2 separate regions of the Homo sapiens genome follow, and region 2 is linked to region 1. Evidence: chromatin loops called from intact Hi-C (ENCODE). Cell type or tissue: CD4-positive, alpha-beta T cell. All regions are shown on one strand. Links, peaks and the distances in the headings refer to the core of each region. The heading gives the core; the rest is flanking DNA.

Region 1 (12,617 bases), core at 2,015-10,014:
TAAATTGCATGTGGCAGTTGCTACAGCAACCCATTTTTGTGATTTGCAGAATAAGGGAGCAAACCAGATGTAAATTGTCCGTCAGTAAGTTTCTGTTGTCATGGAAGATGGTAACGTATGCAGTCTCATTTGGTCAATTTATGTACTGTTGTGGTGTATTGTTCTATCTGCTCTTTTCAACATGCTGTCATGAATTAGTATTCCATTCTTTGGATGCATAATTTCGGAGTTTCTGAGTTTTATACATGATGTTAACTGAAATAACTAGATGTCAGATTCATAGAAGGTTGTTGCAAAATGAAGGTTATTTGACATCTGTTTTGTAATTTTTCAGCCTATTGACATAAGAATTCTTTATTTCATGAAGAAGAATCAAATTAATTTTTAAAGGGCACTTCAAAGGTTTTGTGGTTATTTTATTTGAAAACACATATTTACAGTCTACAGAGTTAAGAATATATTTTTGTCTCAATGAGACCTTTAGTAAGGAAATAGGAAATAGCTCTGGACTGGGAGCTTCTGGAATTCTATGGTCATGCCTCTCTGCTCTTTGCATTCTGGCAAGTAGATTCACATTTTAGACTCAAATCACTTGTAACAGCCATTATATTTGGAACTCCCCATCTCTTCTTTTTGTTTTTCTTCCTCTTTTGTGTGAGAGACTGTCCCCTTCTCTCTGCTTTCTTTTTCTGTCTTCCCCACTGTTCTAGAAGCCATGACCCTCTCGTTCTAAATAGATTTTGCCCTGCTTCCAATGAGATGCGAGGCTGGGTATTTCTATGCATATTTTTAATTTGATAGGAAGTGTAGCTTACAGCTTATTGTGAATACATTAACATCTCATCGCTTGTGACAAGTCCTTCACACTTTTCATCCCTGCTATTAATTTTCCTTTTCTCCACATTTAAAAATTTTTCTTTAGCATTTGCTCCCCGAATCAAAAAGACTAGATAGGGGGATTAATGATGAGACTTTTCTGTTATTTAGCATGATTTACAACTATTGCTGGCAACCATACTAAGTAGTTTCACATATAATGTCCCCTCAGCCTTTTAAAAAATTGATATCAGCTTCAATAGAAGTGATGGTATTAGTTACTAAAGTGACATCATATCAAAATATATAAACATGGAGCATTATCAACAGAAGTGAGAACAATTTCTAGAACAAAATGTAGAGTTTGGTAAATCTAAAGCAGATAACAAAAGAAATTGTTTCATTCTCTACAATAAATTTGAACTGTGGATTACAGAAGTAAACATTTACAGGAAATTGGGACACAGAGGGAGTGGGAGAAGGAAAATCATATGACTTTTGTCTCTCCCCTACCTGGAGTTTCATCATTTCCAACTCTGCAAAATTGGCTCAAGATGCGAATAGTAAAGGCAGGTATGTGCATGCATGAATGAAGGAAGGTATCCTCCAGCAAATTTGCCTTTCAAAAAAGTTGCCTGAATATAGGCCCAAACTCAGAGATATGAAGAGTTGTTATGCTGGGGAAGTGAAAATGAAAATGTAACTTTTCATTTCACACACATATTACAGGAGTACCACTTTTCAGTGTTCCCATTTTGTTCCACATTTAACCCTAAAATTTCTTGAATTGCCAATACAAATGCCTTATTTTGCTCTCTGGTACTCTCAAAATGGTGTTCAATAGAAGCAGCCTAGTCATTAAGGGATCAGGCATGGACTCTCGTTCTTTCTGTGCTGCTGCCATGTCATTGTTTCCTCATCTACTGAAAGGTGAGTGATAATGGTACCTACTTGAAAGGAATGTTGTGAAAATTAAATAAAATAATGCGTTAAAAGTTCATAGTATAAAAAAGTTCTTCTGCACCCGACACATACAGAGTGGTTACTAAATGTTAATCACTATCATATTAAGAAGTCATCATACGGATAAGAACTCATTAGAATTTGCTGTAACTTAAACTTACAGGTGAAAATATTGGAACAGGAGAAATGACAGAACAAAATAGAACTACTTAAATGTCATTTGGCTCTGATTATCATAAAAGGTTGTAGAATTTTACTTGCCTAATCGATATTTTTCTGGTTATTTCTGTGAAAATAATTCTAAAAATGTATCACGCTATTTACCATGTTAGTTATATGACATGTCTTAGAAGAAGAAAAAATCCTTGGAAAGCAGGTGCAAATCAGTGTGGCTAGACTTAGTTAAATATTTATAAACTGGTAAAAACTATTAGCAGTTGGCAAATATTTGAAAAAATCCAATATTGGTCTGTGTGTGAAAGTGTAAATGTATACGTGTATGCTTGTTGGCAACGGAATAGATAGAGATAAAGAAGTACAATTATTAACCATAAATCTGCAGAAATGCTAATACAGGTTTTTTGAGATGATGGAGTAATGCAGTTGTTATTTCTTGAGATATAGTTACATTTTGCAGGAAACAAAGTCTAATAGATATTGTTAAAATTTAACAACATTCATTAGTACTCACGCAAAATGCTAATTAGAGTACAAATAAGAGAGAAATGAAAACTGTGAAGTCACTATGATCAATGGACACTGTAGTCTTAAAAAAGACCATGTTATTGTCAGCAATTTTTAAATTTTAGCAACTCAAGGGCTTGAGTGCTCATTGTCCTATACTATATGGTCTTTTAAGGGGAAATTGGGACATTGGGGTTTTAATTAACGTTTAAAAAAATAAGTTTACAATGAGATTTATAATTTCAAAGATTGTAATTATTTTATACATATTATGAAGTCTTTTATGACCCTAGCAAAGAGGATTAGTGAAGAATGGTTTCGGAGCTTTTTAAATTTGAGATGGAATGTCCCAGAGTAGTGGAAGTTTCTAATAGAATAGCACGAAGAAGCTGGATTATTCTATTTATTTTTTAGATAGGTATGAAACTTCAAACTTGCTATTTCTGTGGTTTCCATTCTTTTATTATACTTGTGGGCTTCCATTTAGTAATTTTTCTCTCTCTCTTTTATTTGACTGATTTAAACAAAACAAAATAATGCTTCAGCTAAAATCACTTTAGGGCAAAAATTCAAAACTCCAGACTCAAGTAATTAACATGTTTGATGTAAAGCAGCAGCAACACATTACTGTCAATAAAATGACAATCTAAAGAGACATCTTGAAAACTGACTGGATGACAGTGAATTGTGCTTCTGCTAAACTCCAGCAGCTAAGAGGTTCCACAAATATGGGCCCTTCACAGATAAGGCACTGCTGAGTTTCTCTATAGGGTTGAGTTTGGGAAGTTTTGGTCATCATGATGCATTAAAAAAAAGAATGATTTGACAGGAGCATATGGTCCAAACTTTTTAAAACTATAATCATAGTCAATGTGCTATGAAATACCCACTGGGTAAGGATTGAATCACCTGGTTTTGGTTCTAATTATGTCTGTAAGTCACTTTGAACAAGTGACCTAAAATCTGTAAAATCTATCCCAATATAGGGATTTTGTTATATTCTGACTCATTTTTTTTTTTTAAAGAAATTGACAGGCAGTGTAGAGTTCACTCATTAATCATATTGGCGGCAGTTTCTGCATGGCCCTCATTTGAGTTCCATATGGAGTGAGATATAGTGTATGAAAATTAGAGTTCATGAACATGTGGGCAGAAGAGTTTTGTCCATTTTTGGTAGATGTTTCTCCTAAGGATACATAACCTAGTACTCTACAGATATCACCTGACTGCCAAGAAATGACTGTGGATGGTATACCTTTTTAGATTGGGGGCAGTAGAGATAGGAACTATGTTTACCACAGCCTTACATTATTACATATTAACTGAGACTATTTACTTTGAATGTCCCAGTCAGGTCCCTTAAAATCAAACCCCTAACTCATTTAGCTATACCCTCTTCTCAGTCTTCTCAGGGAAGACACAAGACAATATACCTATTGAACCTTTATTTTTCTTGTATATTTCACAGGAAATATACAAGACAGTATACCTATTGTACCTGTTGTACCTATGTATATTCTGTATTAATTCGAACGATTGTCTCAAGTAATTTTTTTTTTTACTAAATCTACAACAAAAATGGTAGACAGTGGACAAAAGAAAAAGACTTGAATCTTAACCCAATAATTCTGTAACTTTGTGCAGAAAATAAGTATGGATTCTTAGGTGTTACTCTCACAGATTCTGAGATCATACATTAAAAGTACCCAAGTGAGTTTGGTAGTACATCATCACAGACACGAATATATGATTCTGCTTGTTGTATCTTATAGACATTATCGCTTATCAGTATGCCAAGGTTCTGTTCAATGACTAGGGATGTATCTATATCATGGTCATTGATTAAATGACCATGAGATGAAATGTCTAAATGAATAAGTGGTAAGATATTATCTTAGAATATTTCTTCTTTCAAAGACATAAAAGTCTATATCAAGTAAAATCCAGAGCAGCAGATTGCTTAAAAACTAAATATGATGATGTGAAAAGAAAGCACCATGCTTAAATGGGGTTGAGAATTCGATATACTGCTAGCAGGTGTGGAGGCAGAATGTGGTGATCAAGGAGGAGGAGTTACCATTCTGGACAGGAAAAATTCTTTATGGGGGAATTTTAAACTTATAAATGTTCATCATCTTTACAAAATATAGAAAGATATTTAAAAGTTTTCAAATATTTTCAAAACTGGTGAGCAACATTCAGGGCTGAAAGAATAAGGTTAAAACATTGTTCTACTTGTTCAATTTGCAAGATATTTATGGTCAATAAAACTTTCCTTATTTCATTACTGATTTCCATTCCCTAAGAAATGATAAAGATCTTAGATGTTCATAAATCCTCCTGGAATTCAACCATGATATTTTTACATACATTACACTTCTAAAATTACAAAAACAAAAAAACCTTAATCCAGTTCAGCCAGAGCCTAAATTTTTATCTTTTGGCTCTATGCATTTTCAACAGATTAATAAGAATGTTTAAGTAGAAAATCCACAAGTAATACTTTTAGATTAGTTGAATTATATTAAGTGTTCATTATCATTATATTATTTATTAAATAATATTATACTAATCAGGTTGTACCATGTGGTAAAACTGTAAAGTTTGATGCACTTATTGTATTTATTTTAAATCTGTATATGTTATAAATATTTTAATATATATTTTCATTACATATATTTTATTATATATAAAGTTTAAGCATATTATTATATATATATACTCCTGATCTTGGCTGAGAAGTTTAAAACTGTAGAAAGAGCCTGTTGTTAGATGCTTCTGCATAAAAAGTCAAATGCTTCTCTAAGGATAAATATATTATGCTTATTCTAAGAAATATGTGATAAGGCATTGGGTACAGTGTACACTGCTTGGGTGATGGGTGCACCAAAATCTCAGAAATCACCTCTAAATAATTTATTCATGTAACCAGACACCATCTGTTTCCCAAAAAGCTATTGAAATTTAAAAAAAAGAAATACATGCTAAGGAAGACACCATAACATGGGCTTCAGAGTCAGACATTCAGGGTTCAAATCAGGACCTTTCCAATGAGTGAAGTTGGGCAAATGCTTCTCCATTTCAAGCCTCAGTTCCCTCATGGAATCAAAGTGAAATGAGGTGAGTTGTACAAAGAGCTTACCCAGGGTCCGGGCTGTGGAGCATGTTAAATAAATGTTGCCCAACATCTTCCTCTTCTTTCTCTTTCTCCTCCTCTTCCTCGTCTTTGTTGTATGTAAGAAGTAGCAGGAAAAAAACCCCAAAAGTTTAATTTTAAATTATACATGTCCTTCTTTATTTCTTACATGTTAGGTTATTCATGATTCACAATACTTTAACCTTTTATCACCTCAAAATTGAATTTCTTTTTTTAGTTGTCTAATTGCTTATAACTTTCAAAAAAAAAACTTCATTTTGAATAGAAAATGTATGTTGATGTGAGCTCTCTAAACTCCATTTTTAATCACTGGAGGAATCCTCAGCAACATTTTTGCTTTAATTTTACATTCAGATTTTGTTTTGTAGGACAGTCAAGTTGAAGGACTCCCCTGATAGCCCTTTCAGGAGGTGACATAGCAAGAAATGCTGAAGTTTTACAAACAGCTAATATAGAACGCTTCTACTAAAGTTTTAGGTTTGGCTCAGCATCCTCAGTTTGAAAAGCAAATTACAGCTTTCATCAATTAACTTTGCAGGGCTAGCAGCTTATTCATACTGAAGAAGATTGATGAATTTCATTGAAAATTGATGCTCATAGTAGCAATGAAATTGTATTCAGACTATTTTCATCTTCATCATTTAAAAGAGAATGCATGAGGGGAAAAAAGTGTCTAAAATTTGGAACTAGATACAAGGAAAGCTTATTATAAATAATGAAATTTGAGACCAATGAGCTAAGTTTTGCATTTTTCTTTTGTGTCACTTATTATACTGCATGACCTCAGGTGAAGAAGTATGTTGACTTCCACTCGATGGAAAAATGATGATAGAGGAAGTTATAAGCTGCCAGTTCACAGGTCTAGCTGTGAATTGAACTACAAAAAATCATTTTAGTTAATCTAGTGGATAGCAAAACTCAGATATAAATAATTAAAGCATCACTCCTTTCTCAGAAAGAAAAGAAGAATCCTACAAAGGTATAATATTCTAGTATGAGCAGAATGCATGATATGAAACTAGAAACAGAGTTACTGTATTTTGATAGAGAATCTGACTCTTGGAAGGCGATATCAACTAGCTATATTTAGGCAGTACCAACGGGAGGCAGTGTTGCCTCATGCACAAAGGCTTGTTCTTTCGAGCTAACTAACCTAGGTTCCTTTTCGTGTTCTTCATTAGTTATGGCAAGTTACTTTTCTTCTCTAAGCCTTATTTTTCACGTTGGTAAAATGGGTTAAACATAGCGCTTACTTAGTACGGTCGTTATGAAGATTAAATGAGAAAATGTATGTTAAGTGCTTAGCATAATGTTTGGCACAGAAAATGCTTGTATGTTGTAAATGAGATCTGCCAGTATTATTACCATTCCTTTAGCCAGTAAAGGATTGTCTAAGAGAGATGATGTGGTTTGAACGTATAAGGGCTCTGCTTACATTAATTTATGTCAGAACATTTGTTTTAATTCATCATTACTTTGATTATTTTGCCCAACAGCAGCATATTATGGTATAATTTATAGCCTAAATATAAAAATGAGACTTTGATATTTACATAAATTTTGCTTCCTCATTAAAAAGTAATTGATTGAGGAAATGGTTTGGAAAATGCCTCACTGATTTTAAAAAGTTAGCTGAACATCACCTTATGAAACTCTTTCAACAACTGTGGTGTTTGTGTAAAAAATACGTGAGTAATAAATGACAATAAGAGGAACAAATATAAACTATGTGTTTGGTAAGTGAGTCAGTTCAGCTAGTCACACAACAAATTGACTTGGATGATGTTTATATCTTATAATGGCATTTTATATATTTTTCATTCAAGAATGACTGTGAATAGAGCTTTCAAAGTTTATATGTTCTTAGAGTATGTTTATCTTTCATATATGGCAGTCACCTTGTTTTGCTCTTTCCATTCTGTTCTGTTGCACTTTCTTTTCAATGCTACAGCATTGTGACCTAGACACAATTCTCTTTTCGCTTGCTCTATCTTTTTTGTTCTCAATGCCTTGGGCACCTGCAGTTTAAGGTCATTAACCCCTTGGCCTTTGTAGAAATCAAAATATAATCTGTGTAGATATATATTGAAATTATTTCCTGCAACTATTGAAATTTCAGTAAAGGTCATTGTGGTTCCATGTATTCTACAGATGTTGAATACTTTTTGTAGAACATGTTCAGTGTTTGGTATTTCTGAGTGACTGAGTTTTGATAAAAATAGAATTAAATTTAGACCCCATTAACACTCCATATTTCAGAGGCATATAAATATAGCGATACAGTAAACAGTCTAATGACATAAAAACATGAATTGTATGTTTGAAAAATACATGTCTATTTTTAACATTTTTTTGTTTTTTTTCCTTAAGAAAGGTAAGCTGAAAGTTAGTTGACAATGTTATTTAAATGCTTTAATCTCTCAACATTATGAGACTATAAATTATAGAACAAATGTTACCCCAAGGAATGAATCCTCTAAAATATTTGCCTCTATTTCATTATAGTCGTTATTAATTTGATAATTTTAGAAAAAAGTTATAAGTCCAAATCAAACCTGTTTATCACAGTGAAAACGAAGTCTCTTAAATGTCTTCTATAGTTAAAATATCTACTATTATTCATGTCACTTGTAAGTGTTGTGAGTCCCAAGCTTCACGTTAGGGGGCTTAATCCCTGGAGAACACATTCTGCTGTTCCTGAAGTCCTGTTTTGTACCAGTTGGGAAACAGTGCCTCTTCCATTGTTCCTCAGGGAATTAGATCCCAGGAGCTTCAGGCCTTTGGAAATAGAGAATGTTGCCTATTGATACTAACCTTTAACTGATTCAGTGGGCCTTTTTTATGCAAACATGCAAAAAGTGGTGATGTTTACACTCCTTCCCTGAATAGAGTAGCTGATTATCTGTGGAATGCTTCACCTCCTGGAAGTAAAGCGTGAAATGACAAACTTTAGAAGATTTTTTAAAGGGATTTTTATTCATTTTAAGGTCTATATTACTTTTGACAGACACAATCTCCCCTAGAAAGGGCTCACAGAATAATGTATGTAAGTTTACTGGCATTTTGACTTTAGTAGTTTACAAATATACCAGTTTACTTTCAAATTAACTAGTATTTTTATCTTATTTAGTGTGTCATTTTCAACCCAAGACAAACCAGAAAGGAGATGCTAAGGAAGTTGCTTTTATGTTGACACTTGATCCATTGGGGGTTCTTAAGTGACTTTGGAGACTTTGTTCATAATTTTTAGTAACCTGGAAAATCCCTAAATAATTTACTCATCTCATTTTTTCCAGTTTTTGAGACCTTTGCCAAGTGTCTGTTTATCAAAGTGCTAATGCTGTCAGACAAACATATGGATGAGTAGGTAGAACAACATACAGTCTTTTTCTCCAAGAATAGATGTTGGTTGTGGGTTTTGTTTTGTTTTTTTTTTTTTAAATTTAACTCAGGCATAGCAATAGCTGTGATTTAAATTAAGAAATAAAGATTTTAATTTGCAAGAATCTATCCAGATATAGTGTGGTATGGTACAAAGGACATAGTTGTTGGAAGGGTAAGATCTAGAGTGGAAGTTCCATAAAAAGGGAACTAACATTTATTACTAACTTCAGAAATGCCAGGGACCAGTGCTGCACCCATATTTTCTTCTACTCTCTGGAGTCAGAGACCCTTGCACCTCAACATGCTAGCAAGTCTCTAACCTCACAGAACCTCATTCTCCTGTCTTAAAGATGTTAATCATCATCATATCTACCCTACTTCACCAGATTGTTGTGAGGAGCAAAGTAATTGTTGAAAAATTGCTCTGTAAATGGTAGAGCTTTAAACAAATATTCACAATTATTGTGTTTATATTTTGTATCCTTCTTACAAGTTGAGTCAATTAATTACTATTATGTTAAGCAAAATTTGGAGAGCACATTTAAAAACAGAGAAATTTGCCCAAAAGAAAAGAATAGGATTGTGATATTAAGGAGATATCATTGCCTACTGGAGCTCTCAGTCTGACTCTAGAAATCAAAAAGTAAGTTGGGATGGGGTAGGGGAGGGAGAGAGGGAGAGGGATTGCTGTCCTGATAATATATTTATTGTTTTCCAGTGAGATGTATAAGCAAAGCATGGATCCTGAGAGTGGACACTGTATATAAAAAAAGGGCACATGTTAAGTGCCTTAAATTATTTACAGTGAAACCAAGTAAAAACAGATGTGGAAAGCCTCTTCAGAATTCTTGGAAAACCTTAAAACTTATAGTGGATGATCAATAGCTGAGTCTCTGTAGGTGAAGGATAGCAGTATTATTATTAACATGTTTTAAAAACAGGGCAAAACTCTAATTTTTATGACTTTACAGAATATGGTAAACTATATTCAAATGATGAATTATGGGTTTGAAATATTTGGGTGTTATATACTTAATAAATCGTTGCTTCTATTATTGAATATTGGCTTTTCCTTTTAGAATATTTGATTATCTGAATAAATATTTCTCTTTTTTGTACATATCTGTGAATTTGGGGGGATTTTTTGCACATAGGAGGTTTTTGAGAAAACATTATTTTTGAAAGACCAAGGAGGCAGAATTTTAATGGAATTCTGGAGGAAGTATTGTAAGGGGTTCTAACCTAGGCCTCTCCAATAAATAGCTGGGTGAATACAAAGTATAATGTATTACATTATAACGATTTCAAACCCTTTCAGCCTCAGTGTTTTTCACCTATCAAATGAACATATTAGACTAGCTACTAATGTCTCTTTCAGTTCAAAAATTTTATTCTATGAAAGCATGTCTCCCCTCTTTATTCCCCGTCTCCTGAAGCTGTGTCATGTGTTTTTATTAATGGCACCATAGAAAATTCTTCCCTTATTATGGCCTAAAGATGAATTAACATAATAGCAAGCAGGTGTATACAAACTTGACAATTATGCAAATATAGTAAATGGCCCTGTAGGTACTGTACTTCTTCAGAAAGATTTGAGATGGACATTAAGTCTTCCTTGTTAATCCTGTATTTAATGACCTCTAAATAGCATCTATTGAGACCTTCCATTCCTTTCAACAAGTTAGAAAAACGTTCCGATTTATCCCTGTTCCTTTTTCCCATCCTCTGGCACCAGCTACTGTCTTTATATTAGAATTTGACTTCCTTTCCTTTCACATTGTGGCTAAAGAAATAATTGTTATCATGTTTTACTAGTGACTTCGTAGATGTCTAACAATACATCACTTTATCAGAAGGAGAGGAGAGGAATTCCCTGAGCTCTGTGCAGGAGCTATGTTCAGTTGTTATACAGTGAAGCTTTCCTAAGTACTCATTGCATAGCCAATATCAGAGAGCTTTATCTTTGACAGCACTGACAAGATGTACTGATGTTTTGCCTAGAGTTTACCTGCTTTATTTAGTTTCATGTACCAAAGAGTGATACATAAGTAGCTAAACTCTCAGAACCAGGTCTACATGGAACATTTTAGTGTGCTGTACACATGTCTAGTGTTTCTTCAGACTGGCTGGAGCCACATTATTTTAAATCATTTTAGAGGAGCATCCTTACTGAGGCTAGAAGTAGGAACTCATTTTTTAGTCTACTATTAGCTTTCTTTTAATGATCTCCTTCAGATTCACCAACAGATACCTCACCTCTGCCCATTTTCAGGGGCTGCTAATTAAGTAATAACATTTAACTTACATAAGTGTTTTTTTAAAACGAAACTCCGGTTATAGAGCTTTCTGATCAACTTAGATTGTAATAAATACCATAGTGCCATGTTACACAGGAATGTTACACCCCAAAAAAATTCAGATTCGGGGGGAGGAGTGAAACATCAAACCCATCACATGGCGAAAGCAAAAGATGTTACAAAAAAGGAAAGAACAAAGAAACAGTGAAATATAGTTAGTGCATCATAAGTTGATCACCTTTTTTGTAGGTCACTAAATTGCTGGCCTGGAAGGCTGGTAGCACCGTTTATTAAGCCATTAACAACAACAACCACCACCTCCAAATAAAAAATTCCACCTACTCATCAGCATTCTAACTCAGCATGTTGCCTGTGACAAGCGACACCCTGAAAAAAATGGTCCTTTGAATTGTCTTGCCAGGAAGGTGCTATTTCTGGTATAGTTACATGATTTGGGGAGACTATGGGTAAATCTTCCAGTCATACACAAATGTCCATCATCTGGCATTCGTAGGTGCTGATCAAATCACCAAACTCACTGGCACACACTGAGTGGCAACACCGGGGGCCTGGAGTGTTGGTATTTCTCAGACTGAAGTGGGCACATTACTGATCTCTGTAATCCACAAAATATGTATGTGAGCTTTACTAAGGTTAAAGAGTGAATCCACTGTTCTTAGGTGTCATCTATTGCAATTTTAAAATAAGGCGGGTTAGATTTAAGAATGTGTGTCTGGCATGCAAACTTTCCCTGGAAAAGGTCTAAGAAAAACTGAATTAAATACTGCAATGCTACATTATATAGGAGTTTGAAATCAGAGGGTTGAGTATCTACTTCAAGTCTTTTCCTCTTGGTTAGGAACTTAGGAGGTACCTCAAAATATCAGATCTGGTCTGTTTCAAAAGCAGCACTTTTAATAAATAGCAGAAAAGCAAATAAAACACTTTTTCCTTTTTGTAATAAATCATTTTGGTTTTTTTTATAGATTGCATGTGGCATTTGAGGCAGAGCGAGCAAAGCTGCCAATATTGCAAGCTGATGCTTCAGCACCTTTCATTTTTCTCTGAGCAGGAACCCTCTTCTTAAACTTGTTCATCTTACAGAGAGAAAATCGAAGCCACTGGCATATTGTCAGAGCTGCTTTATTGTCATCATTTACAAAGGTCACTGGAATTAATTGACTTCTTATATTACATGTTGTAAACTGACTCATTTTTTTGACACATTTATGGGAAAGTGGCAGGATCTAAGTGGCTGGTTATTGTCTTTTTGCTTTGGCTTATATTACAAACTAGGAAACCAATAATAGCTCTGA
Region 2 (12,617 bases), core at 2,480-10,479, 640 kb before region 1:
CAAAGGAATCACACACTGTTGATGGTTGCACAAAGGAAGGTTGAATGTTTACCTTCATCTCTTCGGATCCTCACTGCAGGAAAGTTTTTTAAGTAGGACCTGCTCTCTCGTTGAATTATAAGTGAATATGAATAATGTTTTTTGGGATTTTTTTCTTTTTTCTTTTTTTTTTCTTTTTGGAGACAGAGTCTAGCTCTGTCACCTAGGCTGAAATGCAGTGGCATGATCTTGGCTCACTACAACCTCCACCTCCCGGATTCAAGCAATCCTCCTGCCTCAGCCACTCGAGTAGTTGGAACTACAGGCACGTGCCACCACACCTGGCTAATTTTTGTATTTTTAGTAGAGACAGCGTTTCACTGTGTTGTCCAGGCTGGTCTTGAACTCCTGACCTTGTGATCAACCCGCCTTGGCCTCCCAAAGTGCTGGGATTACAGGCGTGAGCCACCGCGCCTGGCCAGGAATAATCTTTTTAAACAAAAACAAGAAGCATGGAAACTGTCATAGAATTCCTTTTTGTTTTGTTTTTTCCATCCTCCCTGGCAGATTCTGAAAGTCTGTGGGAGGGATGGATGAGCACAGAGGAACCTAGTGGGAGAGGGAAATGTGGGGGGAGAGGGTGCCATGCAAAGAAGAGATCTTTAAGGGAGAATTGCCGGCCCTCTTAACAGTGAGCAGCACATGCCCCTATTCCTTCTCCACCCTGGGGAGAGAAGGAAGGGGCCAAAAGGACACATAACTGTTACGAGGCATTATAATTATAGATCTAAAATACATGGGAAAGAAGCCTGGGGGAGTAGGAAAATTAAGTCTGAAATCAGAACCAAGTTCTAATCCCCATTTGTCTTTTATCCATGCAGGATTTTTCAGATCCTCAGTTTTTCTTCACCTGTAAAGTGACAGCTGTTCCTACCTTGTCAGAGGCAGAGGATTAGCAATAATGCAAGCGAAATGCGTAGTAAAGTGCTCGGCCCATAGCAGGCACTTAGTGAGAGGTAGTCATTGATGTGAGGTTTTTTCCTTATGTTGTGAATTAAGGCACAGATTCTGGAATTTGGTTTGGCCGTGCATGAGAAGTTTGTACCTCAAGATATGAGACCCCTTCACAAAAAGCTGGTTGACCAATTCTTTGTGATGAAGTCGAGCTTAGGGATACAGGTATGTATACTTAGGTGTCCATGGCGGGGCAGCCTGATCACTGCCGTTTGCTTGTTAAAGGGATGATGATGTATCCAATAGTGACATCTTGTGGTTTTTCTACCAAACTGCACTGTTTTACCAGGGAGCCCTCAAATACAATTGCCTTGTCTGCTATTTGCGAGGCTTTCCTTTTGGGAAAACACAAATGTAAGTGAGGGAAAGCCAAATAATACTGGAACTTGCTTTAATAGCTCCCTATGTGAAGACTTGATGGCAATTAGGATGTGTGCCTAGTATGCTAACCTGTCTCATAAGTTATTTTGCCCAAATCATTACTGTAATGAGATATTTCCTTTACTACATCTTTAGGAGTTCTCTGCTTGTATGCAAGCCAGTCCTGTCCATTTTCCTAATGGAAGCCCTCGTGTGTGTAGAAACTCAGCACCTGCTTCTGTGAGCCCAGATGGTACCAGGGTAATTCCTAGACGCAGGTAAGTCATATTCCAAATTATCTTACAATTTGGCCTCACCCGCAAGCTGATCTGGAATGGTTCTCTCATTCTTTATGGCACAATTTGTCAAATACGCTATTTCTTAATGAAATAACTAACCCGCGAGGCAGCTGCAGACCTCTGCCACCAGTAAAACAGCAACAGCATGAGAAATAAATAAACTCAAACATTTGATTATATTGAGGCAAACAGGAGAAAACAAAACGGAATGTATTTTCCCCCCTTTGGTTTCATAGCATTCTAGCACATGATAAAGTACAATTTGGAGACTGAGTTAATGACCTTTTTTTTCCCCCTGAAACAGCCCGTTAAGTTACCCAGCTGTCAACCGATATTCTTCCTCCTCACTGTCCTCACAAGCTTCTGCTGAAGTAAGCAATATTACAGGGCAATCAGAAAGCTCTGATGAAGTCTTTAACATGCAGGTACTTAATTAGCTTTTTGTCTGGTTGTGTTTATTCCTTTTCTGTCTCAATCATGAGTGTTTCTGTTCATTCTGCTGTGCTGATGAACAGACCAACAAGCAAGAACTTGGCTTAAGGACAAACCTTTAAACACTCTTCTTGCTTTATGGGTCTCTAGAGTCTACAAAGACGTTTCTCTTAAAACTGCCCCATCGCTTTAAGACGACATCAGCAAGCGATGGAAAAGCCTAGGCACGCTGCACAAGGTTCAGCTCTGAGACCTGCCCCAAGTTCCTTCTGCAGTCCAGGACTCTCAGAGTGTGTTGCCACTCACTAGCTGCCTCTTAGCTTGCCTTTTTTTTTTTTTTTTTTTTTTTTTTTTTTTAGCGAGTCTCACTCTGTCTCCCAGTCTGGAGTGCAGTGGTGCGATCTTGGCTCACTGCAACCTCCGCCTCCCGGGCTCAGGCAGTTTTCGTGCCTCAGCCTCGTGAGTAGCTGGGATTACAGGTGTGTACCACCACGCCCGACTAATTTTTGTATTTTTAGTAGAGACGGGGTTTCACTATGTTGGCCAGGTTGGTCTCGAACTCCTGACCTCAAGTGATCTGCCCAATTTGGCCTCCCAAAGTGCTGGGATTACAGGCATGAGCTACTGCGCCCGGCCCCTCTTAGCATTCCAAAATGGCTTTTTTTTTCTTTAAGAAGACATGATTTGGCTAGGTGCAGTGGCTCATGCCTGTAATCCCAACACTTTGGGAGGCCGAGGTGAGCGAATCACCTTGAGATCTGGAGTTCGAGACCATCCTGGCCAGCATGGTGAAACCCCGTCTCTATCAAAAATACAAAAATTAGCCGGGCATGGTGGCGCATGCCTGTAATCCCAGCTACTCGGGAGGCTGAGGCAGGAGAATCGCTTGAACCTGGGAGGAGGAGGTTGCAGTGAGCCGAGAGCATGTCACTGCACTCCAGCCTGGGCAACAAAGCGAGACTGTGTCTCAAAGAAAAAAGAAAAAAAGACATGATTTGAGGGTCTGTTTTAAAATTATCTTTACTTATGTACATATCAGAAAGTTTCCAAAGGTATTTTTTTTATACAAGAAAAATGTAGTTTTTAGGGATTTTAGAGCCAGTATAACTCCTGCAAGCAAACATTTTATTTAAACACTACTAATATGGCATTTATGATAGTTCAGTAAGACTAAGCTGAAATTTTCCTCACCACTATCTTTGGAAAGGAGACATAACACTTATTTCCAAATTCATGCTTTGAACATACTTGTACAGATAACAAGAAGGCATATTTTATGCCTTTTAGACGCACTCGCCTGTTTTTGGGCCCTAGGCTGGAAGTCATTCTACTTATACCTCAATGAAGGAATGCACTGCTAACTGGTACGAAGTCACAGTGTATAGCTGAATCTAACACGAAGGCATTCCTTTGGCAGGAGTCAAAATCTCAGACTTTTCATTAATTCATGCAGACTTCTTTGTCAATCTAAGTTATTAAGATTTTCTATATTGTTAAACGGACTTTTTGTTGCTAATTTGAAAAAAAGTTGATGATTTTGTTTCAAATACGTCAGTGTCGTGGGAAGCCTTTAATCAGGGTATGATAATAGCTCCCTGTGTGTTTCCAGCCAAGTCCATCTACCTCAAGCTTGAGTTCTACTCACTCGGCTTCACCTAATGTGACAAGTTCTGCTCCATCGAGTGCCAGAGGTCAGTGCCAGAGTGTGGGGAAGACTGAGGGTGCCCAGAGAACCTTCTAGTCCTGGGAACTGTGGCCAGCTGCCACACGTTCAGGCTCTCGCCTCCAAACAGGTGCAGCACCACTACCATGCTGATGATCCTCTCTCTCCTTCTCTTCCCAGCTTCTCCTTTGTTGTCTGACAAACACAAACATTCCCGAGAAAACTCTTGCCTGTCACCAAGAGAGAGACCATGCAGTGCCATCTATCCAACACCTGTGGAGCCTTCGCAGGTACTCCTTGTAGGGTAGAGAAACTAGAAAACAAGGACAATTCTGGAATTGCTTACCTATCTCTGCAGAAACACGCGGTAGCTGCCAAAAGCAAGCAGCTGGGCAGTGTCAGACCAATCCAGCTGGTGAAGATTGCACCTCTGTTTTCTGCCCATGGTTAGAAATTTCTGCCTGAGCCATCTTTTTTTTTTTTTCTTTGAGACAGGATCTCGCTGTCACCCAGGCTAGAGTGCAGTGGCACAATCCTGGCTCACTGCAACCTCCACCTCCTGGGTTCAAGCAATTCTCCTGTCTCAGCCTCCCGAGTAGTTGGGATTATAGGTGCCCACCACCACACATGGCTAATTTTTGTATTTATAATAGAAATGGGGTTTTGCCATGTTGGCCAGGCTGGTCTCGAACTCCTGACCTCAGGTGATCCACCTGCCTTGGCCTCCCAAAGTGCTGGGATTACAGGCATGAGCCACCACTCCCGGCCCTGAGCCATATTTCTGATAGGGACACATGGTAGTTGCTTGGCAGTGATGCTAAAAGGGAAATGGGAAGTTTACCCTCCTTGATCTATTTCATTGCTGCTTCTTAAACATTATGCAAAGTAGTTGGGTGAATAAAGTGCCTGTGTTTGCATGCCCTGTGTATGTAACAGAAGTCTGGGGGAACCTCTTAAACTAGGAAAATACCCTTGAAGAGAAGCATTCTCCTGCCCAGCAGTCTTTGCCTTTGCCTAGACCTATTTAAAAGAGCTGCAATCGATTCCTATCTGGGTACCCATGAGTATAGGAGCAATTTGTTTGCCTTTGCCATTCTTGAATGCATGAGAAAAGAGCGGTTCAGTCCTCAGCCTTTCCCTGTCAACTGCTCATGCGAGTAAGGGAGCTTGGCCCTCACCCCCTGCCTGAACTTGGTTTTGAAGTGATCCCTGTTTTTCTGAGAGCAGAGGCTTGGGCTCAGCCCTTGGGCACTTCAGGAGCCTTGAAGGGTGGTTTCAAAGTTGAAGATTCATGGGTAGCCCTGAGTTTTAAAGATTTGGGAATAGTTTAGGAGCAGAGAAAAATAGTTATTTCTACTCCAGCTAATTTCTGTTTTTCTACACCATCCTGGCAGAAGTCTGTAGCCACATCCGGAAGTGGATGAGAGAGAGTGGGATTTGGCTTCATTGGTTTGTCTTTGCTGATTGTGTGATCCTCCCGAAAGTCCCAGGGTACCGCCTCTGCACAACGCTGATGTCTTGCAGAAATTATATCTGAGTGCATTTGGCTGGACTAGCTATTTCCCTTTGTCACTTGATGATGCTGCAAGGGAATTTCTCAGTTTGTTCTGCTCCAGGAGAACTTCTTGTCAGCATGGGCAACTCTGAAAGCCTTCTCTGATTAGCCTCCCAAGTTTTCTGGTTTTAGTAAAATTGGAAGCAGTATATATGTTGCTAAATTTCAATAGTGTGCACTGCCGTAGTACATCTACTTTTAAGGACTTGGTACCTTCTATTTAATATATTAGGTAAAACCATGTAAAACTGGCATTTTTATAAGTTAAAAATTGTAGACTATCAATTATTTCATATATTTTTTACCTAATAAATGATTTTTAACATGCAGGGGTTAAATTTCACTCACTAGTGATTTTTTGAACTAATATTTCTCCTTTAATTCTTATTTCTGTTTTATATCACCACTGTAGCATTTGTATTTACAAAGAACTCCACACAGGCCAGGTGTGGTGGCTCATGCCTGTAATCCCAGCGCTTTGGGATTGGCCAAGGTTGGAAGGACTGCTTGAGCCCAGGCATTCAAGACCAGCCTGGGCAATATAGTGAGATTCCATCTCTAAAAAGAAAAGAAAAAAAAAGAACTTCATAGCACAACTGCTATTTACTATTTATTTTTTACATTTTATTATGAACATTTACCATTTATATTTAAAATATAATACAAACTTTTCCAACACTCTTTTCTTTCTCAAAACCTAAGGCTCTTCCCACCCCCTTTTACTTAAATATAATTAAATTATTTGTTCCTAGGCTCATCATATCACACAAAAATTATTTTGAACAAAAAGTTTTACTGAGGAGATAATCGTCTCATTTTCTGAAAGGTTTCACATGCCCGTATATCACATCATAAAAATCAACCCTTGTAACTTTGCAGAGGATGCTGTTTAATCATATTGGAGACGGGGCCTTGCCACGCAGTGACCCAAATCTCTCTGCACCTGAAAAAGGTAAGGCCAGCCCCATGGTCAGTCCTGGAATGTGTAAGGGCTTGTTTTATCCTCATGTTCTCCAGTCTTCTGTGTGTCTGTGTGGAAAGCAGTGCTCTAGCTCTTTAATGATCAGGACTAGTATGCTCTTTAAGGGATTAATGAAAGACAGTTATTCATGATCATTCTTCAAAAGCTGTTTTCCTATAAGATTTTAACAGCAGAATCTGAGCAAGATAGGAACGCCTATGTTTAATGGCTTTTTGTTATCATCCAGTGAGTCACCCAGGCAATGCCTCCTCTTCCTGAAGCAAAGTTGCCAATTAGGCTCCTTGTTCAGCACAATGAAAATAGCTTCACCCGGATCGATTCGGTGGTCCCATCCTTCGTCTCCCTTACAAAGCTCATTCAGCCAACTCATGTGTTGTTTGTTGTGACTCAGATACGGCTCTTGTACAATTAAATACCATTTAAGAATTGCAATCCAGTGCATAATGGAGTGTGCCCTGCCTCAAGGTCACACAAAATGAGAACCAAACACATGGACAGCAGTAAATAGCCAATTAGGATCAGTCTGCAACACGGCAGAAGATGAAGAGCAGATTAAACACGATTTCCTCAGCTACGGGGTCGGGGCTTGCAGCAAGTCACCCATTCACCTCTCTCAGGGTCAAGCCTCAAAAATAAGAGCAGTTCCCCAGGCCAATAAATCAAGAGTCGTTAATGAAATAGTCTGGGAAAGTGCCTTTTAATTGCCCTCATTAAGAAGTAAACTATTGTCATTTGGGTACACTGCTACATTAGAACTTTCCTTGGGAGATGGAAATTAGTGAAGTCTTAGGCAAAATTATTTTAAAACACAAATTTAGCTTTAATGTTACAAGTCACATGTTCATCTTTGTCAGTAGAACTAAGGAATGTGGTATTTTTCTCACCCCTTCTACTAAAGAAAACCACGATGCAAATTTAAAAGAATAGAGAAAAAGAATTTTAAGAGTGGTAACTCCATCCCATTAAGTGAAAATGGTCGAGTGGTAAAATGTTGAAATTCTCAACATGCCCACCAGATGGCAGTGTCTGTACAGGGAGTGAGTCACTGGAACCCAGATTTGCTGTTGTAAACCTCATTGCATAGTGGCTATTTACAACCAGCGTGTCCTGCCCTTATTCCTGCCAGGATTGCCCCATATTCCTGCATCTTATCGAAGCACAGAGCAGACAAATTACAAAATAAGAATGACACTGTCCATATTCCAAATCATTTTTTAAGGACATATTTCAGTGTAATTCATTGATTTCAGAAAGAGTTATCAATGAGATAATATTGCATGGCTGTTCTTTCCCAAGAATTCTGCCAAATAGTTAAAATATTAGTATGTCATTGCCTTCTCCATTTTTAGGTGTCACTTGTCCAGAAATGTCTACTAAAAGCCAAGTTTTAAAATAGCCCAGTGACTACATCTTCCATCTGTTATCCAGCATCTAAACACATTTGTAATTCTCAGCAAGTTTTACACCCCAGTGTAAAGATTTGTAGTTCCCTTTGACAGCATTAAGGGAAATAAAGAGACTTGTTAGCGCCCAGTTAAATGGTAACTATAACTGTTAGGCAGCCAATTAAATAAAGGTTTAGTATTCAAGAAGTTTCCTGTTTTGTTTTTCATCCAGTTAAGTTTTTCATTCTGGATAATTCTGACTTTCTTCTAAGATCTCAAGCATTGGAAGGGCAAAGCTGGACCGTGTGTTTTTAGCTGTGTTATTCCCTTCCAGCTGTGAACCCCACCCCTAGCAGCTGGAGCCTGGACAGTGGGAAGGAAGCCAAGAACATGTCGGATAGTGGGAAACTTATCTCTCCCCCTGTCCCTCCAAGACCCACACAGACTGGTGGGTATTTGAAGAATTTGAATGATCACTTTTATAAAATAACTTTTATTGACTACTCCAGTTTGTCCTGAATTCCTGAGAGAAAGGTAGGCGTTTGATTTCTGGGATAAAAACCTTAGTAGCTGCATAATTCCTTGACAATTGTCTCCCTCTTTCCTGAACTTCTATTACACGGGGTCAAACAGTGGTCTGTTCCAAGTAAGCCTCTCGGACAGATTTTATAGAGTGCTCTTTACCAAGCCACCATTCTCAAATTCGGGGAGGCACCCTAACCTTGGTAGGCCACTAGCATCTTCTCTAACCTTCACTTTGAACCACTTCATTCTTATCAACCTCCGCTAACTCAGCTACTTTCTTCAGTCTTATTCAGGACTGATGCCAAAGTTTCCAGTTGCCTCTAAATAGCCATTGACTAACAGTTACGCTCCATAAGCTTATCAGAGTCATTAACTTTGTATCCATAGTTATCTGTTGCTTTGAGAGGTCTTTATGCAAGGACTATATTTCGCAAAGGGTTGATTCAGGGTACCGCATCCCCTCAGGTGGTCGTTTAAGCAGCAAAATCTTGGCCAGGTGTTTTGGCTTATGCCTGTAATACCAGCATTTTGGGAGACCAAGGTGAGTGGATCACTTGAACTCACAAGTTTGGGACCAGCCTGGGCAGCATGACAAAACCCCGTCTCTACAAAAAATATAAAAATTAGCCAGGTGTGGTGGTACACACCTGTAGTCCCAGCTACTTGGGAGGATGGCTTGAGCCCAGAAGTCAGAGGTTGCAGTGAACCAAGATGGCACCACTGCACTTCAGCCTGGGCCAAATAAGGTAGTTCACACCTGTAATCCCAGCACTTTGGGAGGCCAAGGCAGGCAGATCACTTGAGCCCAGGAGTTTTGAGAGAAGCCTGTACAACATGGCAAAACCCCATCTCTACAAAAAAAAATGCAAAAATTAGCCAGGCATGGTGGCACACACCTCTAGTCCTAGCTAGTTGGGAGGCTTAGGTGGGAGAATTGCTTGAGCCCAGGAAGCAGAGGTTGCAGTGAGCCAAGATTGAGCCACTGCACTCTAGCCTGGGCAACAAAGTGAGACCTTGCCACAAAACACAATAAACTATGTGCCACCTAGTTTACTCTATACTTGTCAAAGCCAAAAGTCAAGTCACCAATAATTTTTGAGAGACATATGAGGTCTTCAAAGAAAACAAGAAATAACTTTAAGCTTATTGATCACCTGCATTAGTATATCAGTATGTGTACAGAGGCCTAAAACTTATCGGCCAAACTATTTGTATCTCATTCACGATGTACATATATTCAGGCAGTCTCCAATTTAAACCTGGTTGTGTCCCTAAAGTTGAGAACCTGAAAAGCATTTTTTAAGGAATAATATTGATGCAAATATGCTGTGGTTGCAGGGGCCACCATGGTGGTGTCAGCAACTGCCTGAGTCAGGAGGAAGAGGGTCCTAGGGAACAATCAACTTTCTACCACCGTTAAGGCAGGAACATAGTTCTCCGTCAGGATCAGCTTCTCCATACAGATGTGATTTTCTTCCATAATCAGCACCCACGATCAACAGGATAGGAGAACTAAGGCTGGTATTAGAATGTGACACGTGCTGACAGCATGCCCCAGCATTCAAGAGTGCAAGAGAGAGGCTGCACACTACCAGTGTGATCATGGAGCACTCTCACTGACCCCTTAGGACCCAGAGCACACAGATGACCTTACCCCTCCCAAGTTAACTGGCAGGGCTGCCATCCCTTCTGCACTGATTGCTCTCATGGTCTGTTCTTATGTCATCATCTGTGGTCACTGTTGTGGGGCTCTGTAACTGTCTTTCTTTCTTACAGCCTTTCAGTAGTTGTGAGTTGCAAACCTCACTGTGACAGCTGGGAGAGTAGCAGCTAATCACAGAGCGACATACCCAGAGTTCACCGAAACGTCTCTGTGGAATTGAGAAATGTGGCTGACTCTCACCCTGTTGACTGTGTCACGCCAGCCTTTACCATACAGGGCTATGCTTTAGAGAGCTGGATTTGCTATACAAGCATGCACACAGGAACAGTGCTATCACACATGCTGTGTTCCAGGTGTAGGACTTGAAAATCTAGTGAGAAAAAGCAAACAGTTCACTCTTCTTGGCCACGATGATGAAATCCATAGAGACCCACCACCAGGGGATAATGGGAAGACCTGAGTACAAGCATTAGGGGAAGAAATGGAAAACCATGCACCTGTTGTATGGCCATGGCCAAGGGTTTTCTACCTATTTGGGGAGTACTGGGGTTGTTTGGGGGGAGCTGATTAAATATGTTCCCGTAGACCTGTTCCAGGCTGCTGGGGTGGCCATGGTGTTCCCATTGGTGCTCACGCCAAAGTCAACAGCTGTTCCCCAAGAACTGCTCCCTAGCATCTCACACCTAAAAGCACCTTATGAGACAGATCAAGCAGTGCAGAAGCACCTGGACTTTGGGGAAACGGAAAGGACATTGGATCAGTTTGGGAACCTGTCAATAGTCAAAGCATCATATATGCCATGATAACTTTTCACTGATGCTCCCATATCTTGGCAGTGCCACCCTTTGTGAGAACCCATTCTAGACAGGCATCATTTAGCTTCTCCCCCATCCTCACCACCCCCTTTGCTTAGAAGGTCCTTATGCACTGGATCATCTGTTTGGGTTTGTAACACAGAGGGCATGTGCAGATAGTCAATCGTCTGGTTTTTCTTAATTGAAATGTTATCTCTCTCCCCATTGACAGCTTCACCAGCAAGACACACGACATCAGTATCCCCCTCGCCTGCCGGGCGATCTCCATTGAAGGTAAAGGCCCTTCTTTCGACTGAGGCTAGAGACTGGCCCAGTTTTCTTTTTCTCTAAGACTCATCCCAGATATATCAAAAGGTGCTTTAATTTGCAGGGACCAGGCAAAGAACTTATCAATCAGGGATAGGGGAAGCTGGTTGAGAAAAACAACACTGGACTTTCCCTTCTGGGTGCCTCCTGCACAAACGCAGCCATTTGTTTTTCGATTATTAGCCTCATTCTCCAAATGGTAGCAGTGAGAACTTGCAGACTGAAGTCAGTGCATATACTGAATTAGGAAAGGAATGTGGTCCTAATGTACCTCCTAGGAAACTTTCAGCCTGGCCTTTTAGTTTAAGGTACATCAAACACACACACACACACTTAGATTGAGAAACATCAGTATCAAGATCTACTAAATATTCTGTGTCTTTTTGCCTTTATCGTCAGCCAAACCCATTTTGTCAAAGCCAAACCTAACATTCTCTGTTAATATTTTATACCAAGTTTCTCATTTACATTAGAAATACATACTTGATCATGAAAAACAAGGCAGTAATATGGATTTAAAAGATTTCTAGGGAACAAACTGGAAAGCTGTAAAGGTCAGACATTCGAATTGGTTTGTAGACATGGGCTATTTAACATCTTTAAACATAAAAAATCCCTCATGAAGATAAAGAATAATATTTAGTCTTATCCAAATTGAATCAGACCGGCTTCAAGGATTGTCAGTACGTGAGAGATTGGTGTTCAGAACTGCTGCACCAGAGGCAAATATGAAGTGTGTCGAAAGAATGATTTTGTACCTGAGTGACTTAGGATTTACACGCTCCATGTCCTTTGTGTGATGAGCTAGTTCTAGCTAATGTGCAAAAGACAAATTAGCCTCTACAAACACATAGGGGCAGGTTGCGATCCAGTGCATCTGTGGTGCTAACGATAGTTGCTGATAGAAATTGAGAAACGGGAAAACAACCCGCCTCCCCCCGCAAAATGGAGAAAATTGAAAGAAGTGTGATTCCCTTGCATTGCCAGAATTTCTGACGTAGAAATTCGCGGGTAAGTGCAAGTGATTTGCTCGTTTTGTTCTCATTCTGTAATGCAGCTGTTATTATGAAGTACCTGTGACAGCATTCACTCTGGAAGTCATAGCCTGTCACCTCGATGTGATAGAAAGGAAAGCAACATGGCTTTTCCGCACTTTTACATTTGCCCTTACTCACACAGAGCTCCCACACGTTGCTATGGAATTATCATCTGTATTTTTCAACTTAAATTTTGTTGGGTAGTAAGAAAATAAGTCTTAAGAGATTAATTCTTAAACATTAAAAAGAACCCAAGAGCTAAAAATGTTTGAATAGCTATAAAATAGTCTTAGCAAGCTGGTATATACTGTCTCTCAGCAGACCTGTGTACATTTTTACTGGCCATATGCAGTTCGAAGCCATGTCTTTATATGTAGGGTTTGAAGGAAGAGAACATAGATCGAACATTTGTGTTATACCTCCTGGGTTACATTAGGGGGCACACTGCTACCATGTTACTAGCCTTGCAGTGTGCTGCCTTAACTGATAAGAGTTTAGTGGGGTTTTGGGTTTTTTTTTTACCCCAGCCAGCCATCAAACTGTGGGTCTAACCCTACAGCGAAGACTGAGCTGACCTGCCATATTTTGAATTTCAGGTCTAA

Evidence for each region. Peaks named below come from ENCODE experiments on the same cell type or tissue, not always from the same donor. Only the 100,000 strongest peaks of a DNase experiment are listed, where the experiment ranks them.
Region 2: a loop joins it to region 1, with 9 times the contacts of the local background. A loop is called at or near these places in 65 of 110 quality-filtered maps.

The regions. Positions count from the first base shown.
Region 1 is chr7:111,092,951-111,105,567 of GRCh38, reverse strand. All of the region lies in intron 3 of IMMP2L (inner mitochondrial membrane peptidase subunit 2), which reads left to right. LRRN3 (leucine rich repeat neuronal 3) reads right to left here. Exons shown (of 3, transcript NM_001099658.2): 2 at 5,606-5,687. Among named protein-coding and RNA genes, the nearest start is that of LRRN3, 8.1 kb to the right of the region's middle. RefSeq lists enhancers at 1,485-1,584, 7,850-8,777. In CD4-positive, alpha-beta T cell, for the core only: CTCF peaks have their summits at 6,515 and 6,714; a DNase peak (open chromatin) is centred at 6,737.
Region 2 is chr7:111,730,554-111,743,170 of GRCh38, reverse strand. It overlaps DOCK4 (dedicator of cytokinesis 4), which reads left to right. Exons shown (of 53, transcript NM_001363540.2): 45 at 1,039-1,158; 46 at 1,510-1,631; 47 at 1,957-2,077; 48 at 3,694-3,775; 49 at 3,928-4,037; 50 at 6,182-6,254; 51 at 8,004-8,117; 52 at 10,884-10,945. Among named protein-coding and RNA genes, the nearest start is that of DOCK4-AS1, 72 kb to the left of the region's middle. RefSeq lists an enhancer at 1-292. In CD4-positive, alpha-beta T cell, for the core only: a CTCF peak has its summit at 7,338 (motif pointing right); a DNase peak (open chromatin) is centred at 7,310.